2 separate regions of the Mus musculus genome follow, and region 2 is linked to region 1. Evidence: chromatin loops called from intact Hi-C (ENCODE). Cell type or tissue: left cerebral cortex. All regions are shown on one strand.

The links. A loop is a pair of places that touch in the nucleus more often than their neighbours do. Peaks named below come from ENCODE experiments on the same cell type or tissue, not always from the same donor. Only the 100,000 strongest peaks of a DNase experiment are listed, where the experiment ranks them.
Region 2: it touches region 1 in a loop (1.8-fold over the local background); 2 of 42 quality-filtered maps call a loop at or near these places.

What each region holds. Positions count from the first base shown.
Region 1 is chr8:68,991,309-68,999,308 of GRCm38, forward strand. The region is part of intron 2 of Gm33103 (a long non-coding RNA gene); the gene reads right to left. It overlaps Gm33052 (a long non-coding RNA gene), which reads left to right and starts at 2,079. Exons shown (of 4, transcript XR_001778572.1): 1 at 2,079-2,158; 2 at 2,914-3,034; 3 at 4,894-5,566. In left cerebral cortex, no CTCF peak of the experiment used is centred here; no DNase peak of the experiment used is centred here.
Region 2 is chr8:68,919,158-68,927,157 of GRCm38, forward strand. No RefSeq gene overlaps it. Among named protein-coding and RNA genes, the nearest start is that of Gm32997, 31 kb to the right of the region's middle. In left cerebral cortex, no CTCF peak of the experiment used is centred here; DNase peaks (open chromatin) are centred at 4,788 and 4,943.

The DNA of each region.
Region 1 (8,000 bases):
ATTCATGGGGATAAGTCAGAGTTATATTTTAAATTTTAGTTACTATGCCTAAGAGATCCATGAAATGAAAATGCCTCTGACCTGTAATCCCCTTGCTTAAGGACAGATACCTACAGAGATGCTAGAGGTTATTGAACAATAGCCACATGTTTTCCCTTCCCTAAACAATTTTCTTTCATCCAATTACAGTGGATGTGGTCAATGAGTATGCAGGCAGGAAATATGTCAGAATGTATGCTTGCCCCTGATTAGACCTAATAGGAAATATGGTGAATTTCAGATTTTGCCTTTTTAAGCCATGGCAAATAGTGACTCAGGGCCATTTCCCTGGGAAGCCAGCTATAGAGCTAGCCAGAGTATATCCATCTGGACGGTACTTGCTTCAAATTTGGCTTTAATTTGTAGTAGTGGCATAATTTTTTTTATTTAATTTTTTTTTTAAAGATTTATTTATTATATGTAAGTACACTGTAGCTGTCTTCAGACACTCCAGAAGAGGGCGCCAGATCTCATTACGGATGGTTGTGAGCCACCATGTGGTTGCTGGGATTTGAACTCCGGACCTTCGGAAGAGCAGTCGGGTGCTCTTACCCACTGAGCAATCTCACCAGCCCGTGGCATAATTTTTGACTGCCAAGATTAACAAGGAGAGGGCCTAGACCCAGACCATCCCTGGGCTGGTAGTCCTGGATTCTATAAGAAAGCAAGCTGAGCAAGCTACAAGGAGCAAGCCATTAAGCAGCATTCTTCCATGACGTCTTTATCAACTCCTGCCTTCAGGTTCCTGCTCTGTTTGAGTTGCTGTCCTGACTTCCTTCAATCATGAACAGTGATGGAAGTGTAACCACATAAACCCTTTTTCTCCCCAACTTGCTTTTTGGTCATGGTTTTCATGGCAGGTATCTAAACCCTAACTAAGACACTATTCTTGCAGAAGACCCTAGTTTAGTTCCCAACATCTCTATCAGTGGGCTCACAGCTGTCTGAAACTATTGTTCCAGGAGATCTGACACCTCTTTTGGCCTCCACAGGCACCTGCATTTATGGAGCCAACAAATAGGTATGTGTATATACACATAAATAAAAATACATTTAAATATTTTAAAGAATGTTATTCTATGTGCAATATGGAAAACAATGTAGAAGGTGGGGTTGGGGTAACTCTGAGGTGTAGGAGACTTAAGAGATGGTATTCATTGCATGTGATACTCTGGGAAGGAGTCTGGTAACAAAGGAGGGGAGAGCGTCTCCTCTGGGGCAGGTTAAGTTTGATTTACTAAGGAGACTGTGAAAAGAAGGTGTTGGAGCACAGTCTACCAATGTGAGTTCAGATGAGAAAATTGAATTAAATAAGAGAGCATGTAAAATATTTAATTCAGCATTTGGACCTTGGAACTAAACCTACATTGTGCTTTCCCATTCATAAAGACTTTAATGTGATCAAATTAAATTTGTAAGGCTGACAATCTTAGCACATTTCAAAGTACTAATGCAGCCCCAATACACTTTAAGAAATTAGTAAAGATTAGGGAGAAAATAAAGAGATCCTGTCTCTGAAAAATACTTTTTATCTCTGTGTATCAGTATATGAAATTTGCCTCTGGGAACTTCACAGCAAAGCAGCTGAGGATCTCCACCTATTATTTACAAAAGTTTGCTTGGCTTCCCCCCCCAACCCCCCAGGTAGAAGTTAATAGTTCCAGAATGGCCTTCTATACAGTTATCAGTAAGAGTACTAAGTAAAGAGGCAAGAACTCTGGTTCTTGTGACCACCCCGACTCCCACATTTGCAGGACTGCCCTTGGGCTCTGTGGATAAATTGTTTAAGATCACTCAGTTTTTAATTAACATAGCTTACTGTGAAAGTCTCAGCAAAAGCTGTGCTCCTGTCATGAGACAGAGGGTTTGTAGAAGTGCCTCCAAAGAGCTAGGCCTGCTTAATATACCATCCCAGAGCCTGAGAAGTCTCAGAAACTCTATCATCTGATAGATAGTCACCCGGGTTTGCTGTGGCTACTTTTCCAGCGTTTCCTTATAAGTCAAAGGTCAGTGATTTCCCCAGTTCCTGCCCTGAAGACAGCTGGAGGAAGGAGTGAATTGCAGAAACAGCTGGTTGGAGATCCTGGCGCCTGGAGACAAATAAGTCTAGGGGCAAGAAGTAAGTAAATTAAGGCACCACTTTGGGGCTCAAAACCCCTGGGACTCTAGAGTCTTGGGAAACAAGAAAGGCAGCTGACTTGAACTGCTGACAGCAGAGCTGCTCCCATCTACCTCTGTCCCATTCCAAGAGGAAGTAAGCACTCAGAAGGAGCCTGGGGGAAGCAGGCTGATGATGTGCTCAGGTTGAAGAACTTAGAGTGGAGAGGCTGTTGGAGGGGTAGGGAGTTTACATTTCAGTTCTACTAATGGTTTCTGTGGCTTTTCTTTTCTTTTCTCTTTTCTTTTTTTTTTCCTTTTTTTTTCTTTTTTGCTTTTAAAATGGATTTATCTAATTAATTATTTATTTTTATTCACTTTACATGCCAATCACTGCCCCATTCCTAGTCAGCCCCTTTCATGATACTTCCCCCCTCCCCCCTCCCTTTCTCTTCTGGGTGGGTGGAGGCCCCCCTGGTATCTCTCCACCCTGGTACTTCAAGTCTCTGTGAGGCTAGGCCCTTCCTCTATTAGAGAAGCCAGACAAGGCACCCCAGTTAGAAGGACATATCCCACATACAGGCAACAGTTTTTGGGATAGATCCAGCTGGAGTTGTTTGGACCCACATGAAGACGGAGCTACACATCTGCAACATACGTGTGGGGAGGTTCAGTCTTTGAGAATCCCAAGGGTCCAGGTTAGTTGACCCAGTTGGTCATCCTGTGGAGTTCCTATCACCTTAGGGGGTGCACTCCTCCCTCCTATTCTTCCATAAGGGTCCCCAAGCGCCATCCACTCTTTGGCTGTGGGTTTCTGCATCTATCTGAAAGGAGGCAGATGGGGGCATCTCCAGGACGAAATGAAGACCTGGGAGAGGGAAGACGCCCAAGAATCAATGTGAGTGTCCTTAGCTGTGACTGAACCCTGGGGATATGGAGCCTGGGGAAGCTGCCTCCAGTGGCCAGGCAGGAACCCCAGTGGAGTGAGAGGGACACCAACTCACCCACAAAACTTTCAATCCAAAACTTATCCTGCCTACAAAAACTGTGGGGATGAGGATGGAGCAGAGTCTAGCAGAGTGGCCAACCAATAACCACCAGCCCAAGTTGAGACACATCCCATGGACAAGCACCAACCAATTCCTGACGATATTTTTGTTTGGTTGGTTGGTTGGTTTGTTTTGGTTTTGGTTTTGGTTTTGGTTTTGGTTTTGGTTTTGGTTTTGGTTTTTCGAGACAGGGTTTCTCTGTGTAGCCCTGGCTGTCCTGGAACTCATTCTGTAGATCAGGCTGGCCTCAAACTCAGAAATTCGCCTGCCTCTGCCTCCCAAGTGCTGGGATTAAAGGCATGCGCCACCATGCCTGGCTAATTAATGACACTAATAATGATATATACTCTGTTAGGCTTGCAGACAAGAATCTAGCATGGCTGTCTTCTAAGAGGCTCCACCCACCAGCTCACCAGACAGATGCAGACGCACACAACCAAACAATAGATGAAATGTGGGGACTCTTATGAAAGAATAGGAGGAAGGGCCTAAATTTTCTTATTTGTGTGATTTTTATTATTCACACGACTCTCCTTACAGACTGCCACATAGGTAGTAAGATCACAGATATGAAAGCAAAGCACAGAGCCCAACATACAGCAAGGACTATTTCCCAACATGTATGTGAGACTATCTCCAAAACAAACTAATGATTTGAATCTGGAGTATTTCCAAGGGGCTCATGTTTTTTGAGTACTTAGCTCCCAACTTGTGGTGTTATTTTAAAGGCTATGGAGCACTTAGAAAGTAAATCCTGGCAGCAAAAATAGGTCACTGGTAACCCTAGCCCAGTGTCATATACTGGCAATCTCAGCATTAGGGAGAAGAGTCAGGAGGATCAGAAGTTCAAGGCTCAGCTATATAAGAAGTTTACCAGCCTGGACAGTATAAGACCATGTCTCAACAAACAAAAACAAGAACGTAACTAAAGATTGGTCTTTAAAAGTTGTACTCAACCCAGGATCTTTCTATTCAGTAATTGTGTGATGAGCCACTGGCACAAGCTCCTCCCCCCGCCCCCCTGCTTCACATTATAAAGAACTCACATCCCTCTGAAACCACGAGCTAAAACACAACTTTCCTTGTTTAAGTTCTTCCTGTCAGGTAGCTAGACTTAGCAACAAAAAAGTAATCAACACAGAGACATGAACTTGACCTTGTCTTGTGGGCCTCAACAAGAACCCTCAATGTGAGGTGCCAGCTAGGACAAAGGAGGGTTATGATCTCTTATGAACCCTTGTTCTTATCTCCATAGGGAACTCTGGTCAGATTACTGTGCAATGTTTCTTTACATGTTTTAAGCCACCCATGGCCCCAGAAATGTGTTTTGAATCACTAGTCTTCAGGACCCATCAATGGTAGAAATATTTTTGCTACAAACAACTACTTGAGCATGTGCCAAGTCATAAATGTCCCCCAAGGTCCAGTAGTTCTAGGAAATAGATCTGATGAGAGTCAAGCAGTTTTCTCAACTATCACAACCCTTTGGAGACGTGAGTGACTATTACTCACAGAAAGGAAAAAATGTTGAAACGTTTTCCAGACGCTTTTTAAATTTCTCCCATAATATTTACTGTGTTTTTATTATGCACCAGGCAGCTGGTAAGCACTTTAAACCTCTGAGTATATTTATCATCTAAACCTAGGCCATCATGTGTGGCCATACATATACGATCTTTTCATAACCACACTTGTACTCTCCTTACAGGATTATGGTGGGGTATTCCCTCCTTGCTTGTTTCCCGTGCAGATGCATCTCACAGCATTCCCAGCATATGCCTTGCTAGTCACACAGCTGTCAGAGGCACCCATGGAAAGATCCAAGAGCTGAGTCCTGTGAAGAGCACAGCCCTCTCCACATGCAGTTTTACCACTACAGTCTGCCTGAATAACACCAAGGGTGATCTCATGGGAAGTAAAAGGAACTCTGCATGATTTAGCCCTTCCCTCCCCTGCTCAGCTGGCCTGCACAGCCCTATCTCATCCAGTTCCCTCCATGGCCTATTGTTACCCTTTAAGACAATTCCACTTAGTCTTCTGAATTTGACCTCCACTTTCTTCGTCTAACTCAATGGTTTTCAACCCTAACTACATACTGCCTATTAGAATCACCTATAAACTAAAAATGTATTTGGTAAAATATAATCAGTCCCCAACTAATAACTAAGAATTAGGTGAGGGAGTATGGAATTTATACATTGGTGTTTTTAAGAATTTCAAACAAGAAGGGGAGTTGTTAAAGATATCGATTCATGTGCATCATAAGGAGAGCTGGGAGACTGACTGCAAGTGCTGGAGCCAGGAGAAAATTCAACCCTCCTTCTAGTATGCTGCCCTACAAAGAAGGTGTCTCCACTCTCAACTCCACCTTGGAAATAAAGGTAAGGAACATGCCCCTCATGTCCTCCCCATGGTTCTGGTGAAAGAATGTAAAACTTAGCATACAGTAACACTGACTGCTTCGTTGATGTCAATTTTATGAATTTAAACACTGGACATGGACCATTCCAATAATTCTCCTGAGTTCTACTTCCTCATAACATACCCCATCCACTGTTTCTCTAGCAACAATTAGTCTGTTCTCCATCACTGTGACCTTCTCTTCTGGGCAGGATATAAATGGAATGGCACAGGACATACCATTTAAGACTAGATTTTGCCTCTCCCCATGTGCACTAACCCCCGGGATCATGTCTTTGAGATCAATCCTTGCTGAGGCATGTATCAAGGTCCTCTCCTTTATGCTAAGATGAAGCAGTGCGCCCTTTTGTGTATGTTTACTCAGCAGCTCTTCTGTTGACAGATGTTTGTCTTGCTTCTGACCTGCTCAGTAGTAACAGTACTGTAGACATTCATGTCTAGGTGAATCTAAATTTTCCATTCTCTTTGTTTAAAACTTTAGAGTAAGAGTCCTTGTTCATAAGGTAAGAAATGACCAAGCTATTTCCAAAAGTGGCTATACCATTTCCTAGCTGCTGTGTGTGATGGCCAATGCTCACACTTTGCCAAAGCTTGCTGTCATCAATGTTTTTCAGTTTGGCCATGCTCATAAAAGCATGGTTTTCATTTGACTTCTCTTTGCCACTACTTAACATTCTCTTGGGACTTTATGACATAAATAGTGTTGCAAAACAATGACAAAAAAACTGTAACTCAGCTGTCCCTATCAAATTTACTAATACTCCTGGCATATGTGTGCTGTTTTTGCCTGTTACTTTGGGTGTCCTGTCTACATTCCTACCAACTGTCCATCAACACTCTACCTACATGCTGAATTTTTAATTTCTCCCCTCTCTTCCACAACACAGAATCATTACTCTCTCTCTCCCTCTCTCTCTCTTTCTCTCTCTTTCTCTCTCTTTCTCTCTCTTTCTCTCTCTCTCTCTCTTTCTCTCTCTCTCTCTCTCTCTCTCTCTCTCCTCTCTCTCTCCATTGTAACTTACTCTACTACCAGATCATTATTATCAACAGCATACAATATTTTATAACTGGAAAAAATCTCTGTGGGCCATGGTGGCATGTACTTGTGATCTCAGTGGTTGGCAGGCCAAGGCAAGAGGGTTGCCAATTTGAAGCACACCTGGGCAACAGTGAGTTCTAAGCCAGCCTGTGAGGAAGAGTCAGACTTTGTATCCTGTATCAGAAAACTAAAATCACCAAGGAAAAGAGGGTGGAAGAAGAGAAGGAGGAAGGAAAATCAGGAGGAGGACAAGAAGGGGGAGAAAGGACAGGAAGAGGATGAGGAAGAAGAGGGGGAGGATAAGAAAGAGGAGGAGGAAGAGGAAGAAGAGGAGAATAAGAAAGAGGAAGAGAAGGAGGATAAGGAAGAAGAAGAGGAAGAAGAGGAGGATAAGGAAGAGGAAGAAGAGGAGGATAAGAAAGAGGAAGAGAAGGAGGATAAGGAAGAGGAAGAAGAGGAGGATAAGGAAGAGGAGGAAGAGGAGGATAAGGAAGAAGAAGAGGAGGATAAGGAAGAGGAAGAGGAGGAGGATAAGAAAGAGGAAGAGAAGGAGGATAAGGAAGAAGAAGAGAAGGAAGAGGAGGATAAAGAAGAGGAAGAAGAGGAGGATAAGGAAGAGGAGGAAGAGGAGGATAAGGAAGAGGAAGAAGAGGAGGATAAGGAAGAGGAAGAGGAGGAGGATAAGGAAGAAAAAGAGGAGGAGGATAAGGAAGAGAAGGAGAAAGGGGAGGAGGAGGAGGGAAAACAAGGAGAAGAAGAGTGAACTGTGCTTTTAATTATGGCACTAGTTTGTAATCTTAGCACTAAGGAATCTAAGGCAGGACAAGTTTGAGACCAGTCTGAGCTAGCTAGGGCTGTGCCTCCAAACAACCAAAAAACCCTTTGTAACCACATCTCTACCACTCCATTTCTTTGCTCTTTCAACAAAATTCAGTAAAGGACTCATCTGCTTCTTGTTTCAATGCCTTCCCCCATTCCATCTCCTCTTTTTCTTTTCAGCTTACTCCAACCAGCTTTCCACCTTCACCAGTCTATGCAAACCACTTTTGATCAATGCAGCCATTGCCTCCCTGTTAAAAATTCAAAGTGCGGACACTGTCAGTCTCTGCTCACTCAGTAACCCAAAGCAGAATTGTCCACTCCGCTTTTGTCCTAATTTTCATTGGCTTGGCATTGAGGTGGTCCTTCCCTCTCCATAGCTGCTCTGTCTCTGCTTTTTTTGCTGGTTCCTCCTGTTCTACCTGACCTCTAGCCTTGGACTCAGTCTCCAGCCAGCTTCTCTTTTACTAGCTTTCCAAGTGAACAGAATTTACCCCATAACCCAAGACACATCTACAGGTTTATGGCCACAACTT
Region 2 (8,000 bases), 72 kb before region 1:
ATGAAAAATAAAACCTTTTCTGCATCAACAATTATTTTTAAAGTGGAAACCAAACTCATACAATAGAATATTAAGAAAACTATATCTAGAGTGTATAAAGAACGATCCCAACATGGACCTGCTAATTTTATGTCAACTTGACACAAGCTATTGTCATCTGAAAGGAAGAAACCTAACTGGGAAAATGCACCATAATAATTTATGGGGAAGTGCCCAGGCAATTGTGGGTGGAGCCATCCCTTGGTTGGTGGTATTGCGGACTGAACAACTCATGGGAAGCAAGCCAGTAAAGAGTATACCTCCATGGTCTGTCAGGTCCTGCCTCCAGGTTCCTACCCTGTTTCTGCCTTGGCTTCTCTCAATCAACTGTAGCCTGAGATGAGACGCCTAAGGGAAATAAATCCTCTCCTGCCCAACCTGTTTTTTGGTCATGATGTTCAGCACAGCAATAGTGAGCATAACTAGGGTATAACTCAATAATAATAAATAACATCAGTACAAACTTAAAACATTCAGAGGCTATAGGTACTCATTTCTAGAGAAAAGATAGACAAATAATCAATAGATTCCTGAAAAGACGCTGCAACTCTTTAGTCATGGGGAAAGAGCTAGTACTTTACCCTCAAGAGAGTAGCTTCAGTCATAGAGACAGAGAACAGCAAGTATTAACAAGGGGCTCGCAAAACCCTCATAGGATTATGATGGGAAAGGAAAGAATCAAGCCACTTTTAAACAGACAGTTGCTAAGCAACTTAACATGGTCTTATCATATGCCCAGCAGTCCACCTCTTCTTATACAAGCTAGGCAAATGAAGGTAAATCATCTACACAGACATTTACCACACCCTTAGTCACAACTCAGAAAAGGTGAAACAGTTCAAATGTCCACAAGGGCAGAGCAAATTGTGGCATAAGTAGCAACAAAATGCTGTACCTGATTTGATTCTATTGCTGTGAAAATCCAGAGTGGGGAACTTTGGAAGACTGGTAACCAGACTGATATTCAACAACAGAAGGAGTGGTGTGTGTTAGCATTCCCCACAGTTACCCAGCAACAGCCAGGTAGGCCTGGCCCACTATAAAAGGGGCTGCTTGCTCCCTCTTCTCTCTCTTCCTCTCTCTCTTGCCTTCTTGCTCCCCTTCTCTCCCCTTTACCTTCCCCTCTCTCTCTCCATGGCCAGCCTCTACTTTTCTTTTCTCTTCTCTTCTCTTCTCTTCTCTTCTCATCTCTTTCTCTTTCTCTTCTCTCTTCTCTCTTCTCTCTTCTCTCTTCTCTTCTCTCCCCTTCTCTTTCTCTTTCTCTTTCTCTTTCTCTTCCTCTTCCTCTTCCTCTTTCTCTTTCTCTCCCCTCCCCTCCCCTCCCCTCCCCTCCCCTCCTCTCCTCTCCTCTCCTCTCCTCTCTCTTTCTCTCTTTCTCTCTTTCTCTCTTTCTCTGCCTCTACTACCCTCTTAACTCCCTTCCCCATGCCCTGAATAAACTCTATTCTATACTATACCATCACGTTGCTGGTCCCTCAGAGGGAAGGGATGCCTTGGCATGGGCCTGCTGAAGTACTCCCTTTCCCCACACCTCACCACACCCCTATAGAGCATATCTTATCACTCTTGATCTTTTTATAAACACATCAGTGTGGATGCAAAAAAAATTTTAAAAAGCAAAATATTTAAATGCTTCACAGCTAGTATATTACTGATAAGTGTATAAAAGATGCTAAACATTTTCATATTAAGTAGTTAAGAAAAACATGAATTAAATTCTGGCAAAGATGCACAGCATCTAGCAGCCTCTTGTACACAGTGCTGGTAGGAACGAAAAAAAAAATTCAGCCACATTGGAAAAGAGCTTTGCCAGTTCTGAAGTTAAACCTGCACATTTCTAGGGCCCAGACTTCAGCTCTCCAGAATTATTTAGCTAAGATAAATGGAAATGGGCATCTACAATACCTACAGTGAATGTTCATAGCAGATGTATTTGTTTCTAGTGCTGCCCTAACAAATGGCTCCACTCCCCAGCTTAAAGCAACACAAACCTGTTACAGGTCTGTGATCAGAAACACAAAGCCACTGCAGAAAGGCTGTGATCAAAGTGCCTGCAGAGCCTTGCTCCTTGTGGCAGCTCTAGTCTTATTATCTATTCCCTCTCCCTCTCCCTCTCCCTCTCCCTCCCCCTCCCCCTCTCCCTCTCCCTCTCCCTCTCCCTCTCCCTCTCCCTCTCCCTCTCCCTCTGCTCTCTGTTTCTGTCTCTCTGTCACTCTCTATCTCTGTTTCTCTCTGTCTGTCTCTCCCCCACCCCTTTCCTTTCCTTACCAAAAAAACAAAACAAAACAAAACAAAACAAAAAAATATGATCATATGCACCCTGGTTAATCCAGGAGAATCTTTATGTCAGAAGACATCTAATTACAATTGAAAGCCCACTTTTTCTTTAAGTATGGTCCCTGGAGGATATGATTCTGATGTTGTAGGAGAGCACAGCCTAAAGGCAGGTTTTGCAGGCCATTTAAGGACTTTTAGTCTATCTAAAAACTAAAAAAGAAAATGAACTATTTTATTAAAAACAAATTACTTTCCATTTTGCAAACATCCATTATTTCTCTCTCCTTTCCTGAATAAAAATTGTTGAAATTTGTATAATGTGTATAAATTTGTATTTTGTATCATGTATAATGCAATTGTATAATACATGTATATAATGTATAATGATATACATAGAGAAATGCCAAATATACATATATATGGTATATGTGTATATACATATATATTATATGCATATATGTGGGAAGAGCAAACATTCTTGGTTACCTTTTAACAGGAAACATGACTACCTAAGGGAAGTGAGGACAGAATCGATTTGTTCGGAAGATCACCTGTCTTTCCTTTTGGAGAACTGACTAGGCTTCTGGGACCTGGGAAAACCCAGCCTCTCAAAAGCATTATGGGTAATGAGACAATATTAAACAGATAAGTACTCCTTATCAGTGTGTTCTGGAGCCAGTGTATGTATACCTGGTTCAAAAGGGGTTGTTGTTATCCAATGTCTTCTGTCAGTTGTTAATTAAAACTTAAACCTAGGGCTGGAGCTATGGCTCTGTGGTTAAGAGCACTGGGTACTCTTGCAGAGGACCTAGGCTAGGTTCCCAGCACACGCATGCATCTCATAATCATCTGTGACTCGGGTTCCAGGGATCTGATGTGGATACCAGGTATGCATATGGCGCACAGACAGATGCAGACGAAATAATCATGCACATAAAATAAAAAATAGAGATCTTAAGAAAAAAGTAAATCATAGAAGCTGAACATGGTGGCACGTCCCTTTAATGCCAGCACTCCAGAGCCAAAGGCAGGTGGAGCTCTTGAGTATGAAGCCAGTTTGGTCTACAGAATGAGTTCCAGGACAGCCAGAGCTACCTTATCTCGAAAAACTGAAAGAAAGAAAGAAAGAAAGAAAGAAAGAAAGAAAGAAAGAAAGAAAGAAAGAAAGAAAGAAAGAAAGAAAGAAAGAAAGAAACCATATGAATATAAAATTAAACAAATCATGTTTTAAATAAAAGTAATAAAATACACAAAAGTCTCAATTCTTGCCTATTAGGTCTCGTGATTATCAATGGCCTCAAGGCCGTGTCTATAAACACTTCATAAAAGCATGACTTGCCACATCTCTTGGCAACTCCGTGTCTAATCAATGACATCATGTTGGTACTTTCCAATTATGCTGGTAGGAATATTTACACTAAAGATATCAGCAGGCACTATAAATCAAAGATTGATTTATTGTTCTGTGGATTACCTAGAGTTAAGAATGTGATAGGAAGCATTGCTAATATGTTAAACTTCAAGAGAGCTGCTACTGTTGCCTTACATTGTAAAGAACACAAAAGCTATAAATAGTCCTTAAGGGAAAGGCTGTATCCTTTAGCTGGAGGTGATTGAAAATTGGTGGCTACTAGGGGAGGAACAATAGGTTTTCTTTAAGGAAATAGGCTCTCATAGGTGGGCTAGGCTCTAGTGGATAGCCCCACACTGGTGCAAATATGCACAGTACAAATTGAACTCTCTGGGTAGTTAAAAAAAGAAAAAAAATGACCTGAAGTTGGGATTGAGAGTAGATCTAGAAAGGGTTTGGGTAGGGAATGGGTGGTGAATATGATCAAAACATATTATAAACAGGTTTGAAATGTCAAAAAAATTTACAAAAATATTTTAGTAAAAATTAAAGAGAAAAATCCATTCAATTGTTGCCTAATTTGGAGAAAGAAAAATTCTCATGTCATTTGCAAAGCAAGTAAAATTCTGACCTACCTAAGTCTTCACTACTTCATTCATATCGCTTGGTAAAAATTAGTGAGAGGTGTCGATCAAGATTCAGGGCAGAATTACAGTGGGAGAGAACCTGTGAGACCATTACTAATACAACCTGGTCCTCACCTAGGGTCCACAGATGCCTTCATAGGAGGCCTTTGCCCATGGATGCTTTGCGCTGTAAGTTATATTTAACACTCTGGCACAAAACCATCTTTCTTAGGAGATGAAACACAGCACTCATCAGATTCTAAAATAAATAAATAAAACATTTGCCTAAACAGGCAAAAAATAACTTACAAACCACCAGAATAGCAGATAATAAACCAGATTAACAAGAACTTCTAAAAATGCATCCTAAAAACAAATTTCCTACCAGCCATCTGAGTTTGTGGGAATTAGCCCACGGGCTCATTTTTCACATGTAAGAGCTATGGGACCCACATGTTATGTTAAGAGAGTTAAATATAGAAGCATGCTAGATTCCAGAGGCCTGCGGTCTCTAGCTGCTTTCCTGACTGCTACTCTTAAATGCATCACTGACACTAACAAGGTCTTTCACTTGGTATCTGCCCTAGTATCCTGCCTGGATGCCTGATCCACACATGATGGTGTGATAAGTAGTTGCTGGTTGAATTGCTGCTTTAGAATGCTGTGATATTCGGTGAGATACACCTACAGACTCCCAGACACCCAGAGGCACCAGGCACCGCTTAGATGAACAAACAAGTGGTGGAGAGATGGAAGAGAAAGAGAAGCAGAAAGATGTGGGCACAATGAAGAGAGGCAGACTGGAAACTCAAGGGTAGTAAGGAACAGCCTGTCATGAGTAGCAAGCTATGCTGCCTAAAGCCATAGTGAGGTTGTGGACTTTGCTGCCACCGAAGGGCATGTCTGGGTCTCTGGCCCTACAGCAGTGGGAGTCTATCACTGCTGGCACTTGTCCTGGTCTAGACTTCAACCTAGGACCATGTTGAAGTCTGGAGGCTGTACAAAGCTGGCCCCAGCCTTTGCGAGTTGCAGTACCGGGGAGAGTAGGCCCCACACCTTACCTAGGAAACACAGTAAGTAGCGCTGGCCCTGGTTTCAGGATAAGCTGATTCAAAGGAACGAGCATGAGAGAACTGGCCCTGCCACTTCTCTGCCATTCAGTGGTTTGGGTGAGAGAGAGCTGACTCTTGCCCCTCACCATATGCGGCCGGAAGAAAGCTGGTCCCAGGGTCAAGAGAGCAAGTGTGTGGACCCCGCCCCTTAGCAGCTGCGGCACACGGGAGAGTGAGAGTGTTGCCTGGTCAGCACAGTACAGTTGATGCTGGGAGGGGTGGGGGGGTAGGGGTGTGTGTGTGAACTGACTCCAAAGGCATGAGAGTGGGAGAGCGGACCCTGCCACTTGTCTGGCACACAGTGGTCTAGGTGAGGAATAGATGGATGTCCACCCCCATCCCTCATGTATAACTGGCAAGAGAGCTGCCTCCAAAAGCAGGCCCAGCCCCTCACCTACTACAGTACTTAGGAAAGCATGCCCTGCAACTCACCTGGGAGTGTGGCAGTGTGGGTGAGCCGGCCCTGAGGGCATCAGAGTAGGAAAGCTGGCTCTGCCCCTTGCCAGCTGAGGCACTGGGTGAACCATCTGGGGCAGTGCCTGAGAGCTCACACTGGTGGTGCGGATGCAGGATAGCTGATGGTTGATCCACTCAGCTATCATCCAGGCTCAAAATCAAGGCTTTGAACTGCAGGAGCATGAAAAGGGGCCCAGTCCTACAGATGGTCTATTGCTAAGAACTGTAATGTTAACCTCTATTCCTATGAGTGACTTCTGTTTACAAGCTTTTGTTGTGCAAACCTTGTTCCTTGATTTAAAACTATTGGTTAAATAAAATTGGCTACCGCCAATTACTGGAGAGATTAGAGGTAGGTAGGTTTGCAGTGACCTGGTCAGAGGGAGGTGGGGGGCAGGAAGAAGGAAGAAAAACGAAAAGTGGGAGGAAACCGCCATGAGAGAAAAAGAATCATGAGCACATGGCCAGGAGAAACAACAAATATCAGGGGTACACCGATGGGAGGTGGCCAGGCCAGCAGTTCGGAATGTAGACTAGGGGTTGCCCCCAGTAATTGTCAAAGCCAAATAAAATAACCATAGTCTGAGTCTCACTTATTTATAAGCTAGTCAGGAATAAGCTTAAACTTGTTATACTTCATGATCTCCATGACACAGGGCAAAGACAGGATATCCAAGGGGTGTCCCAGCAAGGATCTAGTATTGAGGAGCCAGAGGTCTTGAAGCAGACCAATGACTCATTTCAATGAATATTTGCAAGTAAGAAATGTGGACAAAAGGGTATACTGTGGGACACAATGTCACACACTACACCTTCCACATTTTTTTGTTCTTTTGGGGGGCTGGTGGCAAGAGCATAGGGTGGATATGAAGGGATGGGTAGATGAGTGGGATCAGGGTGCATGATGTGAAGTTCACAAAGAATCAGTAAAAAGTTAAATAAGAACAAAAGAATTGCTTTCCCCTTCCCAGTTCCTCTAAATTTCCCATCTTTCTATCCTGTTTTATTTGCCAAATAACAAGAACTTTGTAAACATTTGCTTAGTGAATGAAATTAAACCTAAAGCCCTGATAAGAAGTTTGGATTTATATGGTAGACATTGGGGAAACTTCAAAAATTAAACTCATTAAAGAATCTTTTTAAATTTTAGATTTAAAAGCTGGGTATGATATATTCTCAAAGCAGAAGAAAGAAGATGAAAATGGATCTTGACTTCCAGGCAACATACTGAGACCCTGTCTCAAAACCAACCAACAAAACAAGTAACAAAGCTGCCTTGAGGAGCTCTGTAGAAAGGAGATGTGAAAATACAAGGGAGAATTGTTGTGAAAGGGGCTCAGGAGGAGCAGGGGTGTGTGAGAGCGTCGTGGACAAACATCACTAGCACACACTACAGATCTGTGCCAGATTGTCAAAGAATATGGTGAAAAAAATGAAATCATGCTTGAGATATGTCCCTAGGAGTATATAGAAACAGTCTTGAATGAAGACAGGATCAAGACTGAGAGGACGGTGATTCTACATTAATTCAGGAAGGAAATCCATGATTGTGGGAGATAAATTAGCAGTAAGTCATGAAGAGATAATGAATGATTGAGCAAGATCAGGGACAAAGGAGAAGGAAACATTGACAAATGTGTTTCAAGTTGACTAACTGGAAGTCCCCCACCCCCACCCCAAAAACTAACTAAAAAATACGGGAGGAAACTCCGTTTTGTACTTGATGATGGACTTAGACTCAACAAACAGAACATGAGGGGGTGGAAGTACATCTGCACAGAGGAGCACAGGAGTTCAGCAGAGAGGTCAGCAGCCTCTTAATTAAATAAGATAAGAGATGGACAACAGTGAGAGAGAGAGAGAGACAGAGCAAACTGAGACCTCGGTAGATTACTTAACTTGGGAGAGAGGGAGTAGAAAGGGGCCCACTAAAAGAGTCTTAACAAAGCTAAGAGGAAAGAAGTTACTGGTCACATGGATAGATTGTTCTGAAAATATATAGTTAAATAATCAGTAAAGGCAGTCAGAAGAAGCTCTGGGATGTAGCAGTAACAAACAAAAATGACAAGACCAGAAATGAGGGCTCCAGAGTTGGCTCAGTGGGTAAGGCATTGTGGTATACATGAGGACGTGATGACT